Linked DNA regions of Homo sapiens: region 1 is linked to region 2. Evidence: read pairs that join two places in POLR2A ChIA-PET (ENCODE). Cell type or tissue: CD4-positive, alpha-beta T cell. All regions are shown on one strand. Links, peaks and the distances in the headings refer to the core of each region. The heading gives the core; the rest is flanking DNA. Region 1 has its middle 19 kb from the start of RNF19B. Region 2 overlaps AZIN2 (antizyme inhibitor 2).

What was found. Peaks named below come from ENCODE experiments on the same cell type or tissue, not always from the same donor. Only the 100,000 strongest peaks of a DNase experiment are listed, where the experiment ranks them.
Region 1: POLR2A ChIA-PET joins it to region 2 with 5 read pairs; 7 of 35 experiments call an interaction of 5 or more read pairs at or near these places.

The regions. Positions count from the first base shown.
Region 1 is chr1:32,980,724-32,987,602 of GRCh38, forward strand. It overlaps the pseudogene LOC100419257. Among named protein-coding and RNA genes, the nearest start is that of RNF19B, 19 kb to the left of the region's middle. RefSeq lists enhancers at 1-338, 1-1,041. In CD4-positive, alpha-beta T cell, for the core only: no CTCF peak of the experiment used is centred there; a DNase peak (open chromatin) is centred at 3,918; H3K27ac peaks cover 1,585 bases.
Region 2 is chr1:33,082,712-33,089,590 of GRCh38, forward strand. It overlaps AZIN2 (antizyme inhibitor 2), which reads left to right. Exons shown (of 12, transcript NM_052998.4): 5 at 1,243-1,416. Among named protein-coding and RNA genes, the nearest start is that of AZIN2, 5.0 kb to the left of the region's middle. RefSeq lists an enhancer at 1,385-1,884. In CD4-positive, alpha-beta T cell, for the core only: no CTCF peak of the experiment used is centred there; a DNase peak (open chromatin) is centred at 3,830.

The DNA.
Region 1 (6,879 bases), core at 2,807-5,306, 100 kb before region 2:
TTTGTCCTGGGCACTGGCATCACACAGAGAGGAAGTGAGAGCTCATCCAGGATTAAAAACAAGAATCACCATTTCTGAAGGATTCCTCTGAGCCCAGTTCCTTGTTCCTTCATAGCCATTGATATGCATATCTCATTTAATCCTCAAAATCAGTTTAGGAGAAAAATTATTTCACAGCTGAGGAAACCAAAGATCCTGAGACTTAGAGAGGTTACATTACTTGCCCAGGGACACACAGCTAGAAAGTGATGGAGGCAGGATTTGAATCCAGATCTAAGTGACTTCATAGTTTGTAAATTTTTAACCTCTGAACTTTGCCCTTCCAGTTGCAAGATGCTGATGCATTCCTGTATTTCCAGCTCTTCACACACAGGCACTCATCGATATTAGCACTGCCTAGAGAAGCCAGTGAGGTAAAGATCATTGTCCCATTTTCCAGGTGAGAAAATTAAGGCCAGAGAGGGGACTTGCTCAGTGTGGTCAGCTGAGAAGTAGTGGCATTCCTTCTAGAATCCAGGTCTCCTTTCTTGCCTCTGGCAGCCTTCCTCCTTCCTATACTTTCTGCCAACTGCTGAGGCTTCCGTCTCGAAACAAATGACTCAAGGTAAATCACTGGTTGGACTTCCCCTTTCTCAAAATACAGGAAGTCTGTGTTGTTTGCAGTCCCTGTGGGTGAACAGTTTCAGCTCAGTTACGAAGTAGGCTGGGCCACATAGAGGACTGGGTCCTGCTGGGGCAGGGTTCCAGGCTACTGGGGCTGGCACCGCTGCATTTTTCCTTCCTAAGAGTCATGTCAGTGTGTCTGTCAAGTCAGGCTTGACGTCTTACCCCAAAAAGCCTGCTGTACTATTATGAAATTTAGAAAAATGAGCCCAAGAGGGAGGGGCCCTGTCAATAATTAATAATAACAACTATTATTTCATGTTTATGGCACATTAACCTTCCTACCAGGCACTGTGCTAAGTGGCTGACACGTGAACCCATTTGAGCCCCGTAACAGCCCTAGTAATAAGGTTCTATAGCTTTGGAGCCAAATAACACTAGATACAAATCACAGAAATGCCACTTTCCAGCTGTGTGACATCAGGGACATTATTTACATTCATTCAGTAAATACTTTTGAGCACTTACTATGTGCCATATTTCAGTGAACAGAACAAAGATCCCTGCTCTCTTGTGATGTTTACATTCTACAAGGTAAAGCAAAGTGTAAACATAATAAATATAATAAATTATAAATACACATAAATAAACTGTGTTAGAAAGTGGTAAGGGGAAGATACAGTAGAGCAGGGAGGAGACAAGGAGTGCTGATGCAGCATCAGTGCAGGGAAGAGGCAGGATGAGTTGTTAAACAGTGGTGTCAAGGAAGGTCTTGCTGAGAAGGTGCTATGCATACAAAACTTTAAGGAGGTGAGGGAGTTAGCCATGTAGGTAACTGGGGAAACCCTTATTAAGCAGAAGGAACAGCCAAAGCAAACGCCCTAAGTGTGCTTGGTGGTTCCAAAGAGTAGCCAGGGCCGGGTGCAGTGGCTCACACCTGTAATCCCAGCACTTTGGGAGGCCAAGGTGGGCGGATCACAAGGTCAGGAGTTCAAGACCATCCTGGCCAACATGGTGAAACCCATCTCTACTAAAAATACAAAAATTAGCTGGGCATGGTAGCGCGCCCCTGTAGTCCCAGCTACTCGGGAGGCTGAGGCAGGAAAATCGCTTGAAACCGGGAGGCGGAGGTTGCAGTGAGCCGAGATCGCACCACTGCGCTCCACCCTAGTGATAGAGCAAGACTTTGTCTCAAAAACAACAACAACAACAAACAAACAACAACAACAACAACAACAACAAAAACAAAGAGCAGCCAGGAGGCCAGTATGGTTGAACAGTGAGCCAGGGAGAGAGTCCTCCCTACCCATAATGTTGCCCCAGTGATTCTTTCTTATACTTTGTTCTGTGTTTCCTTCCTTGCTCTTCTCATAATTTCCAAGTATTTAGTTTACTTGAGTGTTTGCTTATTTCTTGTTCTTTTCCTCCACTAGCCCTAAGTTCCTTAAAGTCAGAGAACATATTAGTTTTACTTGGTGTTGACCACAGAGCCTGGGACATAAAAAGCACTTAAAGTTGAATTAATGAATAAACCATCCATCCATCCATCCATCCATCCATCCATCCATCCATCTAGTCACAGTTATGATAGAATCTTCCCATCATGTAGATGGGAAATAGTAATTTCTCAGGGTAACTCTGGTTACCCTGAGAGTTCTAGTTCAGGACATTAGCAAGAGAGTTAAACTGCCTGGGTTCCAGTTCTGGTTCTACTGTTTACTGGTTGTGTGATCTCAGGCAAGTTAAGAAAAAAACCTCTCTGTGCATCAGTTTCCATATCTATCAACTGGCAAAATAGTAGTATCATTCTCTAAGGGAGGGTTGTAAGCAGTGTAAACAGCACCAGGGGTATAGTGCTTATGTATGTGTTTTCCCTATGCAGTCTAGCCATGAGCGTGAGGAATCCACTTCCTTCCTCCTGTACCAGATCCCAAAAGGGCAGAGAGAAGGGCAAGGGGTGCCACGGTGAGTGAGGCTACAGAAAATCCCTAATGCGTGCTGCCACATCTGTGCTGTGTGTTGGCAACTGGGGGTGGCCCTAGGGTCTTCACTGAAGTGGCATTCTGGGGATACTGTTCTTGATGTGTAGCCCCCAGCCTGATCCTCTGGCCTTTTTCTGCTAGACAATCTTTAGTGGAATCTTACTGCTTGCAGTTGAGAAAGTTGACTGATACAGATGTTAATACTGAATACCTATTTCTTTTTTTTCTTCTTGAGACGCAGTCTGGTTCTGTCGCCCAGGGTGGAGTGCAATGGCGCGATCTCAGCTCACTGCAATCTCCACCTCCCGAGTTCAAGTGATTCTCCCACCTCAGCCTCCCAAGTAGCTGGGATTATAGCACCTGCCATCATGCCCAGCTAATTTTTGTATTTTTAGTAGAGATGGGGTTTCACCGTCTTGGCCAGGCTTGTCTCCAACTCCTGACCTCAGGTGATCCGCCTGCCTCGGCCTCCCAAAGTGCTGAGATTGCAAGTGTGAGCCACCACGCGTGGCCCTGAATACCTATTCCTATGCCTGATACCTTACATTCATATTTTTATTTTTTTTTGAGATGAAGCTCCGCCTCCCGGGTTCACGCCATTCTCCTGGCTCAGCCTCCCGAGTAGCTGGGACTACAGGTGTGGCTAATTTTTTGTATTTTTAGTAGAAACGGGGTTTCACCATGTTAGCCAGGATGGTCTCGATCTCCTGACCTCGTGATCCGCCCACCTCGGCCTCCCAAAGAGTTGGGATTACAGGCGTGAGCCACTGCGCCTGGCCTACATTCATTATTTCATTAACTCTTTACACAGACCTGAGAGGCAGACATTAACCCCATTTTACAGATGAAAGAACCAGCTCAGAGAGGTGGAGTAACTTGATCAAGGTCATGTAGCCAATGACTGGCAGAGCCAGGGTTCAGGCCCAGGGTGATTCCTAAATTGCTCTCTCAATGTGATTAAAGGCCCCAGCAGGATTTTCTCCTCCAGCACTTGCTGTCGGTGATGACAGAGCACAGCTCAGCTCAGCCAGAAGGGAGGAAATCGTGTGAATCTCGTCCCTAAGCAAGAAAGAGAAATGGGTCGGGGCAGCCTGGGAGAGTTCTAGAACCTGGAGGGGAACTGACTGTGCCTAGCCTAGGTAAATGCTTCAAACATGAGGAGTCCTGTCCCTACTGCCCCTAAGACCAGAGACATTTTCTCTCTGAGGTCTGAGCCCAGCTATCGCTGAATGGCCTGATTCTCATGAAAATGTGGAGATAGAAAACATCTGGGGTGGCTGTGGTTGCCAGGCAACAACCAGCCATTCACTCTCTTGCCAGAATCAAGGAGGCTGTCTGATGCTGACAGAGATAGCTGCATCTGAGGCCTGGAGACCTAGATTTTGGTTCTGATTTGCTGTGTGGTCTGGGCAAGTCCCTGCCTTTCTCTGAGCCTTCATTTCCCATTTTTTATGTAAAGAGCAGTCAGACTTACAAGTGGCAATATGAGCAGGCATCAGATGGTCAGAATTAGAGTGATAGTGTGGCACAGGCAGAGGACCAGGGCAGGTCATGGGTGAGGGAAGACTCAGTTCTCCTTTCCATCCTGCCCTAGGCTATCCTGACTCTGGTTACTAGCTAGGGGCAAGGGACATTTCCTTTCCCACCCTGAGCTAATTCAGGCCACCCAGACTCCATCCCAGGCTCACCCTTGCAGCTCAGAGTCTAGGAATTGTCTTCATACCCACAAATTAGCACAGCCACCACCTACTTGGCCAACTTTTCCCCATGGGGAATTTCCTCAGTTCCTGCTGAAGTGAAGCTACCCAGCTTTGGGTGTTTCCCTGGACACCCATCAGAGGACCTTCTGACAGTTTGCAGAGATTGCATTGATGGTAAACCCTGAGGATGGTGTGTTTCGCAGCAATCAGCAGAGTTAACATTTTCTATTTCACATCCATTACAAAATATGACAGAAGCTGCCATTTGCTGGGCCTGGCACAGCCTCAAATGCTTTATGTCTGTAATCTCATTTAATCCTCATACAATCCAGGGGGATAGGAATGTAGGTCCTATTGTACAGATGAGGAAATGGAGCCTCAGAGAGGAGAAGTGATTTGCCCAAGGTCCCAGTAAATGGTGCAGGCAGGACTCCCACTCAGGGCCACAGTCTGGGGTTTAACCACTACAGGACACTGCTTCCTCACAGTCCCACCAGACAGCATCAGAGCTGGAAGGGCTCCACCTGCTCCCAACTTTACAGATGGACAAATCGAGGCCCAGAGGGAAGAAGTGACTGGCCCAAGGTCATGTAACAAGTCAATGCTAGAGCAGATTCTAGGACTGCTCTGCTAAAAGGCTCACCACACCATTCCAGAAAACAAAAAGTGCCTCAGGCAGAAGCAGTGGATATACCAGAAATCTCATTTTAAGAAATCCATAGCATTTCCTAGGAAGTCAAACAGTGCATGAGGTTCACAAGACAAGGATCTTGCAGAGGTTCTTGAGGTTAGGGCAGAGTCCCAGCATTCCTCTAGGCAGTAAGGGGCCTGTGGGTGTCACTCTTTTGGTCCTACAGATGAAGCTGCAACTCCAGCTACTGGCGGAGGTGATATGTATGTCCAGAATGTTCTCGACTGCCTTGCCTAGCTAATGCCTACCTGTCTTCAAGTGTTAGTTAGAAGTCACTTCCTCTGGGAAGGCCTCTGTGAACCCCTAAGCTTGCCCCACTGTAGATTCTCATGGCCCTAGCTCTTTTCCATAAGAGCACTGTCCTCGGTTTGCCCTGTGGACTCACATCAGAGGCACATTTAACTAACACCAGCTTTACAACTTATCCTCCAACCACCCAACTCCAAAGATGCCACCCCAGAATTTGGTATTATCCTCACAAAACCAAACTCACCTTTTAGCATGCGCTAAGCTGATAATGCTGAATATAGAAACAGATTGGAGTCACCCCTGCAGATACCAGGAGCACTCCTGAATTCTCTGCTCAATCTCAATGCATCCCTAGAGATGGGGTCATTTTCTTAAAGGCAGAGAGGCTTCAATGTCCAGGTATCTCAAGACAGCCTTTCCTTCAGTTACTTATTTTAGCATACAAAAGAATTTGAAGATGGAAGAGGGGACCACCAGCCAAGGAATGCAGCCCAAGAAGCTCGAAAAGTTATGAAAACCAATTCTCATTGAGCATACAAAATAATTGAGCATACAAAAGAATTATTGTGCAGTACAGGTAATTTAAGAGCTTTATTTTATTTTATTTTTTGAGACGGAGTCTCGCTCTGTTGCCCAGGCTGGAGTGCAATGGCACGATCTTGGCTCACTGCAACCTCTGCTTCCCAGGTTCAAGCAATTCTCCTGCCTCAGCCTCCCGAGTAGCTGGGATTACAGGCGCCCATCACCATGCCCAGCTAATTTTTATATTTTTAATAGAGACGGGGTTTCACCGTGTTGACCAGGCTGGTCTCAAACTCCTGACTTCAGGTGATCCGCCCACCTTGGCCTCCCAAAGTGCTGGGATTACAGGCATGAGCCACTGTGCCTGGCCTAGAATCTTTGTTTCTGTTTATTAATTGAGAAAAGGAAGTAACCATTTTAGTTAAACATGAACTTCAGAGTCAGAAAGATCTTGGTTCAACTTCTTCCCTGAGAAAACACCAAAGTGCAGATGACTGGTGCAGAGAGAGGACTCAGAGGCCCTTGGGGCCCTGGAATGGGAGGTCATAGTGGTTTCCACGGAGGCTTTGGCAGTGGCATTGGGGCCTGGATAGTGGTTGGGGTCAGGGCCTGGGCCATGGAGCTTGCAGAGGCAAGGATGAAGATGAGGAATGGATGCCTGTCACCAAGTTGGGCTACCTGGTCAAGGACATGAAGATCAAGTCCCTGGAGGAAATCTAGCCCTTCTCCTTGACCATCGAGGAGTCTGAGATCATTGACTTTTTCCTGGGGGCATCTCTCAAGGATGAGGTTTTGAAGACCACGCCCGTGCAAAAGCAGACCTGCGCTGACCAGCATACCAGGTTCAAGGTGTGTGTTGCCATTGGGGACTACAGTGGCCACGTTGGTCTGGGTGTTAAGTGCTCCGAGGAGGTAGCCACGGCCATCTGAGGGGACATCACCTGGTCAGGCTCTCCATTGTCCCTGTGCAGAGAAGCCACTGGGGGAATAAGATCAGTTAGCCCCCACACCATCTCTTGCAAGGTGACAGGCTGCTGTGGCTCTGTGCTGGTGTGCCTTATCCCTGCCCCACTGAGGCAATGGCATCACCTTGGCCCCTGTGCCCAAGATGCTGCTGATGGCTAGTACAGAC
Region 2 (6,879 bases), core at 2,694-5,193:
CTCCAAAGGCCCCCTGATCTCCCGGTCTCATGCCACCCCCTCCAAAGGTATCATAGTCCTGTTCAAAATCTGAATTTGGCAATTCTCCACTGCCTACAGGATCAAGTCAGAGCTTCCCTGCCTCCATAGCCCCATTCCCAGCTTTCCCCACAGTATATATTATGCTCCTTCGGAGCTGAATGACTCAATTTGCATTTCCCAATGATGCTGTGTGCCCAATGATGCTATTACCATGCCTTTGCCCAGGCTGTTCCTTCTGCCTGCAGCATCCTTCTCTCAGCCTCTCCCCTCTTTACCCCTTTCTAGTCATTCCTTGCTTCTCATCAGTGTTGCCTTTCCTGATCGCCCCAGGCAGATTTTCTATTTTCTTTCTCCATGCCCCTGCATTGCACCTTGTAGAAACTGCCATCTAACATCTGCTGAATGGACTTGTAAGTACTTAAGGGGTTCCTTTTCTTCCAGACCCAAGCTCCTTCAGAACAACAGTACTGTTTGGTCATCTCTGTCCCTTAGCATAACGTTTGGCACCAAGTGGGCATGAGTAAAAAAGTGTTGCATGAAAGGGAAACTGAGTCCCAGGGAAGCAACTCTGGAAGGGTCCCTTCCACATTTAAGTAATGTGGTCTCACCCACAGCCTCATACATGTTTGGCCTTTAGCACATCTACAATGAACAGTTGTCCATAGGGATAGGTTGCAGTGTCAGTGGGACTAGCTTAAGGCTTCATTGAGCACCTGTGTTTGGAAGGCAGTGAGCTGTAGGTCATAGCTTCTGCCTTTAGGGAGTTTACCCTTTTCTAGAATGGACAGATGCATATGCAGTTCTGATACCTTGGAAGCATATGCAAATGCAGTGGGAGCATTTAAAAGCAGAGTTGCCTTATTGGTTTGGGGAAGGTGGCATTTGAGTGAAACTTTAAGGATTTTGCCAGACACAGGAGTGGGGAGGGTATTCTGCAGGACATGGTGGGAACAAAGGTTTGAAGGTGGGAAAATGATCCAGCCTACAGCTGGAGTTTTAGCCGCATTGAGGGGAGGGATTGGGGCTAGATCAGAGCCTTGAATGCCAGGCTGAGGAGTTTGCCTTCTGCCCTGTAGGCTTGGGGAGGCCCAGAAAACTTAGCAGCAGGGTAGCTCTGTGGCCAGTACTGAACCTGGGTCAGGTACTTGGAAGGATCACGGATGGCATGCACAGGGTGCGAGCTGGATGGGGTCTCACATTCATCCACTTCTTGTCATTCAGGACGAGGTAGCTGCCTTCTTCGTGGCTGACCTGGGTGCCATAGTGAGGAAGCACTTTTGCTTTCTGAAGTGCCTGCCACGAGTCCGGCCCTTTTATGCTGTCAAGTGCAACAGCAGCCCAGGTGTGCTGAAGGTTCTGGCCCAGCTGGGGCTGGGCTTTAGCTGTGCCAACAAGGTGAGCCCTGCCCGCACGGTGCACTGACCCTCCATGCCCACTGAACACACACATGGCCAGGCTAGTCCAGGTGGGCTCTGGGGAGCAAGAGGTACCTGTAGTTGGTCCTTGCCCTCTGGGAAGACCACCCACTCAGGAGGGGTCTCAAGGGATGAGGGAGGGAGAAACGAGCATGGAATTTGTCAGCCTTGAAGTTCCAGATTGGAATCTTCTTTGTCCCTGGTAGAAAGCTCATCTTTTTAATGGAGATTTGCAAATTTGTTTGGCACAGAGCTATACATGATGTTCTTCTAATTAAAACAAAAGCGTCTCCATATTGTTGGTTTCTTTTCTTTTTCCTTTTATAATCATAATAATGTGTGGCGGTGCATTTTCTTAACTAGTCCTTGTAGTTTTGTTGTTGCCACCAATTCTGTCTTTCTAATTTGATTTCTGCTGTTGTCTTCATTCCCTCCTGCTCTCTTTAGATTTATTTTTTTCATTTTTTGAGATGGTGTCTTGCTCTGTCACCCAGGCTGGAGTGCAGTGTTGCCATCTTGGCTCACTGCAACCTTCGCCTCCCGGGTTCAAGTGATTCTCCTGCCCTCAGCCTCCCGAGTAGATGGGATTACAGGTGCACACCACCGTACCTGGCTAATTTTTTGGTATTTTCAGTAGAGACAGGATTTCAGCATGTTGGCCAGGTTGATCTCAAACTCCTGAACTCAGGTGATCCACCCGCCTCAGCCTCCTAAAGTGCTGGGTTTACAGCCGTGAGCCACCGCGCATAGCCACTTTAGATTAACTTTACTTATCTACTGTCATTCAGTATCTACTGAACTCCTACAGCGTGTAGTCACTGTGCTAGGCAGGGCTAGCAATACAGAATTGATAGACTGCTGTCCTTGAGTTGAATGCTTAGTTTATTTATTTCTATTCTGTCCTTGCTAGATAAAAGCATTTAAGCTATAAAGTTTCAACTAAGTAGAGCTGAAAGTATCTCATTTATTGATTCAGCAAATATTAATTGGGCATCTCTTCTGAGGCCAAGCATTATTCTAGGTGGGGATTTGGCAGTGAACAAAATAAAACAACAAAAGCCCTTCCTTCATGGAGCTTGTTTACAAAAAAAAAAAAAAAGATGAAATAAAGAAAATATTTAGTATTTTAGATGGAAAATGCTGTAGAGAGAAAGCAGGAAAGGGAAGTAAGGAATGTTGGGAGAGAGGATTGTACTTTTAGATAGTTTGGCCAGGGAATGGTTCACTGAGATTTGAATACAGACCCAAAAGAGCCAAGGGATCAAGCCAGGTAGATAACCAGGGAAAGGGCATTTCAGGCAGCAGGAACAGCAGGTGCAAAGGCCCTGAGGTGGGAGCAAGTCCAGTGGGCACTGCTTTGTGATATTGTCATTAGCACTATTTTCTTGGTGGTTAGTAATGGTTGCGTAATATGGCTGGATGTTGTGAGGAGAGTTCTAGAAAGGACTCCTGGAGTCCTGGGCAGGATGACAGGGCTGGAGCGACTCCAGGTTGGGGAGAGGTGTGCACTTGGCCGGGATGGTCAGAATGAGCAGGTTAACCTGTAGCAGGGACCGAATGTTAATGCCTTTCATGGTAGATGAGGTGCTTCCTCTTATCTTTGGGCTAGTTCATGCTTTGCACACCTCGTTTTGTGCATGTCTTCCACGAAGCTCTGTGAGGCACACAGTGGGAGAGACTGCCGTTCTACAGTTGAGGAAACCATGGGGTCAGCCATCTGTGGGTAGCAGAGCCAGGACGTCCTCGTTTCCCACTTCTTCCTGCGGTGCCCTGGGCCTCCACGTGGGATGAAAAGGAGCAGGATCCTTTCAGTCCCCGAGGTCTAGGGTGAAGAACAGGACCAAACCCCACTGCCTAGAGTTTTCTGCTTCAGGAACCCCAGGGGGAGGAGCTTGGTTCTGTAGAAGAAAGGGCAGAGTGAGGTGTTAAGGCTGAGAGAGACCTTGATGACAGCGGGGACTGGAGAAGCATCTGCCCTTTGCTGAGTGTGTCTGTTGTGTCAGGTACTTTGCCAAGTGTTTTCTGTACACGATCTCATTTTATTCTCACAACAGCCCTGTGAGGTAATTACTATTTTTTTTAATGGGGATTCTGACCGTAGCCTGGTGAGGACACATTTAACGTATAAGGAAATGAGAGATGGAGGTTCCGCATCAGGGTGGTGGCAGCTTGAGTCCTGCTGAGTTGCCTTGGACTCTGTTTTTTCCAAGGTGGCTGGGGAGAGGATGGCTGAGCTGGGATTCAGCCAGTGATGGATGCCCTCAGCCAACTGCAGGGGCGAGGAGAGACTTAAGCCCCCTCCCTGTGATGGGATCATGCAGACCCTTTGGTGCGCTTCTGGAGAGGTGGCTCCCCGACTTACAGCTTTTCTTGGAAGGCCAAGGCTGCCCTCTTCTGGTCGTCTGTAGTGGGTGGCCATGCTTAACAGCGTTGTGCCTTAGTGGACACTGACCAAGGGCCTGGCGTAAGCTAGGGCTGGATGTGCAGACAGACATGCGTTGGACGGGGGCCAGGGCCACAGCTTGCTCGGGGACTCTGGTCTACCCAGCCACCTGCCCGAGGACCACTGTATCATCTCTCCTGTCCCAATCGCTTGCCCTCTGTCTCCCTCAGCATCCTCCCATCTTAAAAAGCCTTTGCTGGGCAGCACATCCTCTTCCAGCCCAATCCCTTGCTCTCTTTTCGTGACCAAACTCAACCAAGTTGTCTGCACTTGCCTGTCTGCCCCCATTTTTTCTTTCCTTCAGTACTCCTTCCTTAAGCCATTGCTTCCCAGCCTCCACTTTCACTACTCCAAAGAATTTTCTCTTACCAACATCCCCAGTGAGCACTTACCAACATCCAGTGAGCACTTTACTTTAAACATGGATTGTGAACTAATAATACATGCAAATAACACATTGATTCATTCACCCCAAAAGAAACTAGGACATCAGCTTTATGTCTCCATAGATAATCACCAGGATGGTTTTGGTGGATATGTAGTATTTTTTTTTTTTTTTTGAGATAGAGTTTCGCTCTTGTTGCCCAGGCTGGAGTGCAGTGGCGCAATCTCGGCTCACCGCAACCTCCACCTCCCGGGTTCAAGTGATTCTCCTGCCTCAGCCTTCCGAGTAGCTGGGATTACAGGCATGTGCCACGATGCCCGGCTAATTTTGTATTTTTAATAGAGATGGGGTTTCTCCATGTTGGTCAGGCTGGTCTCGAACTCCCGACCTCAGGTGATCCACCCGCCTCGGCCTCCCAAAGTGCTGGGATTACGGGCATAAGCCACTGCACCCAGCCATATATATATATATTTTTTTTTGAGACAGAGTCTTGCTCTGTTGCCCAGGGTGGAGTGCAGTGGCGTGATCTCAGTTCACTGCAACCTCTGCCTCCCAGGTTCAAGCGATTCTCCTGCCTCAGCCTCCTGAGCAGCTGGGATTACAGGTGCCTACCACCATGCCCGGCTAATTTTTTGTTTCTTTAGTAGAGACAGGGTTTTACCATGTTGGCCAGGCTGGTCTTGAACTCCTGACCTCATGATTCACCTGCCTTGGCCTCCCAAAGTGCTGGGACTACAGGCATGAGCCACCACACCCGACTGGCAATGCATTCTTTAAAAAAAAAAAAGACTCAACAGTAACATATGGTCCTACTTTTAAAGGCTTCAGAAGTGTATAAGATGAAAGAGAACACTGCTTCGACCCCACCTCATCAGGCACTTCTTATAGCTGAGACAGCTCCTTCCTGTCCAGACACATGTCTCGCTGTGAGACGAGATTTGCATTTACAGGAATAGCTTTCTAATCTGCATATTGCTCTCCATCCCTTGGAAACGTTCTCCATCCTCACCTCTGCAGGTCCCGGGTACCATCTCTCCCCATCTTCTGCCACTCTCTAAATGGTAGCATTCTTCTGAATTCCTAGGCCTCCCTGTCTTGTAAACCCTCCTTCTTCTCAGAAGAAGGGTTATCTCCTCCCATGGCTTTAAATACCATCAATATGCCACTGCTTCCCACATTTTAATCTCCAGCTCAGACCTATATATCCAGTTGACTTGATACGAGGAGATGCCTGGAACCCGGCATGTTCAAATGTGCTCCTGATGTCCCCTTTCCCCGTCATGAAGGGCCCCCTCAGTCTGCTGGGTGTGGGAGTTCCCTCTGACGTCCTCGTCCTCATCACCACATGCAATCTATCACCCAGCTTGCCAGTCCCACCTCCAGAACACATCTCCCCACTTTTCTGGAGCTGGCTCTGTCATCTCCCCCAGGGCGATGGTGATAGCCACTGACTGTCACTGTCTATTCCCCCAGAATCCCCTTGGGCCCTCCTTCAGGTAGCCAGATAGACATGTAGACCTTATATTTAAAATGCAAATCTGACCATGTCGTTTCCCTTCCTAACCCTTTAGACTCTTTCCCATCACATGCAGGGTAAAACATGTTTCCTTGGCAGCTCTGCCCCTCTCCCTCTGACCTCATCGTCCTCACTGCACTAACTTGCTCTTCTTGAGCCACTGCAGCATTCTCTGTTCCTTGATCAGGCTGAAGTGCTCAGCACTGCTTGCCTCAGAACCTCTGCACAGACCACTTCCTCTACTGGAAAGATTCTTAGATTCTTTCCTTCCCTCTTGGCCTGGCTGAGGCCTCCTGCAGGGCTCAGTTTAAATATCTAACCCTGAAGTTGTCCTTTGCCTCTCACACCCAGGTCTCTTGCAGCACGTACTTTTTCTTCCCAGCTCTTAACCACTTGTAATTCCATCATTATTCAGCGCTCATTTGGGACTGCCCTGCCTATCTTTCCCACCAACCTGAAAGCTCCATGGTCTCAGAGACCCTATGTGCTTTAGTCACCACTTGTTTTATTAACACCTATCACAGAGCCTGGCAACTCAATAGATGCTCAAAAATACCCGTCAGTGCAGCATTGAGGTTGCATTCCCCATTACAGCAGTGAGGTTAAGAGCTGGTGTGCTAAGGTCTGACAGTTAGAATCCCATCTGTGCCACTTAGAAGCTGTGTGATTTTGGACAAATCACTTAGCATCCCTGAGCCTCTGTTCCCCACCTTATAAGATTATTAGTAAGGTTAAATGAGAATGTATATAAAATACTTAATGCAGTGACTGGCATAGGATATGCCTTCAATGAATGACAACACTTATTTAAATATTTATAATTAGGCTGAGTGCCTTGGCTCACAGCTGTAATCCCAGCACTCTGGGAGGCCAAGGCAGGAGGACTGCTTGAGCCCAGGAGTTCGAAACCAGCCTGGGCAATGTAGTGAGACCCTGTCTCTAATTAAAAAATATATATATTTAAAAAAAAATTATAATCAAAGCTCAATCACAGGTCCCCAAAGTGCTAAAGTGCTAACACTGCTTCTTCCTCTCACCTCACGTGGTGAGGCAGGGAACAAAAACACAGGTCCACATCCACTCAGATTCGGGGTAGGCC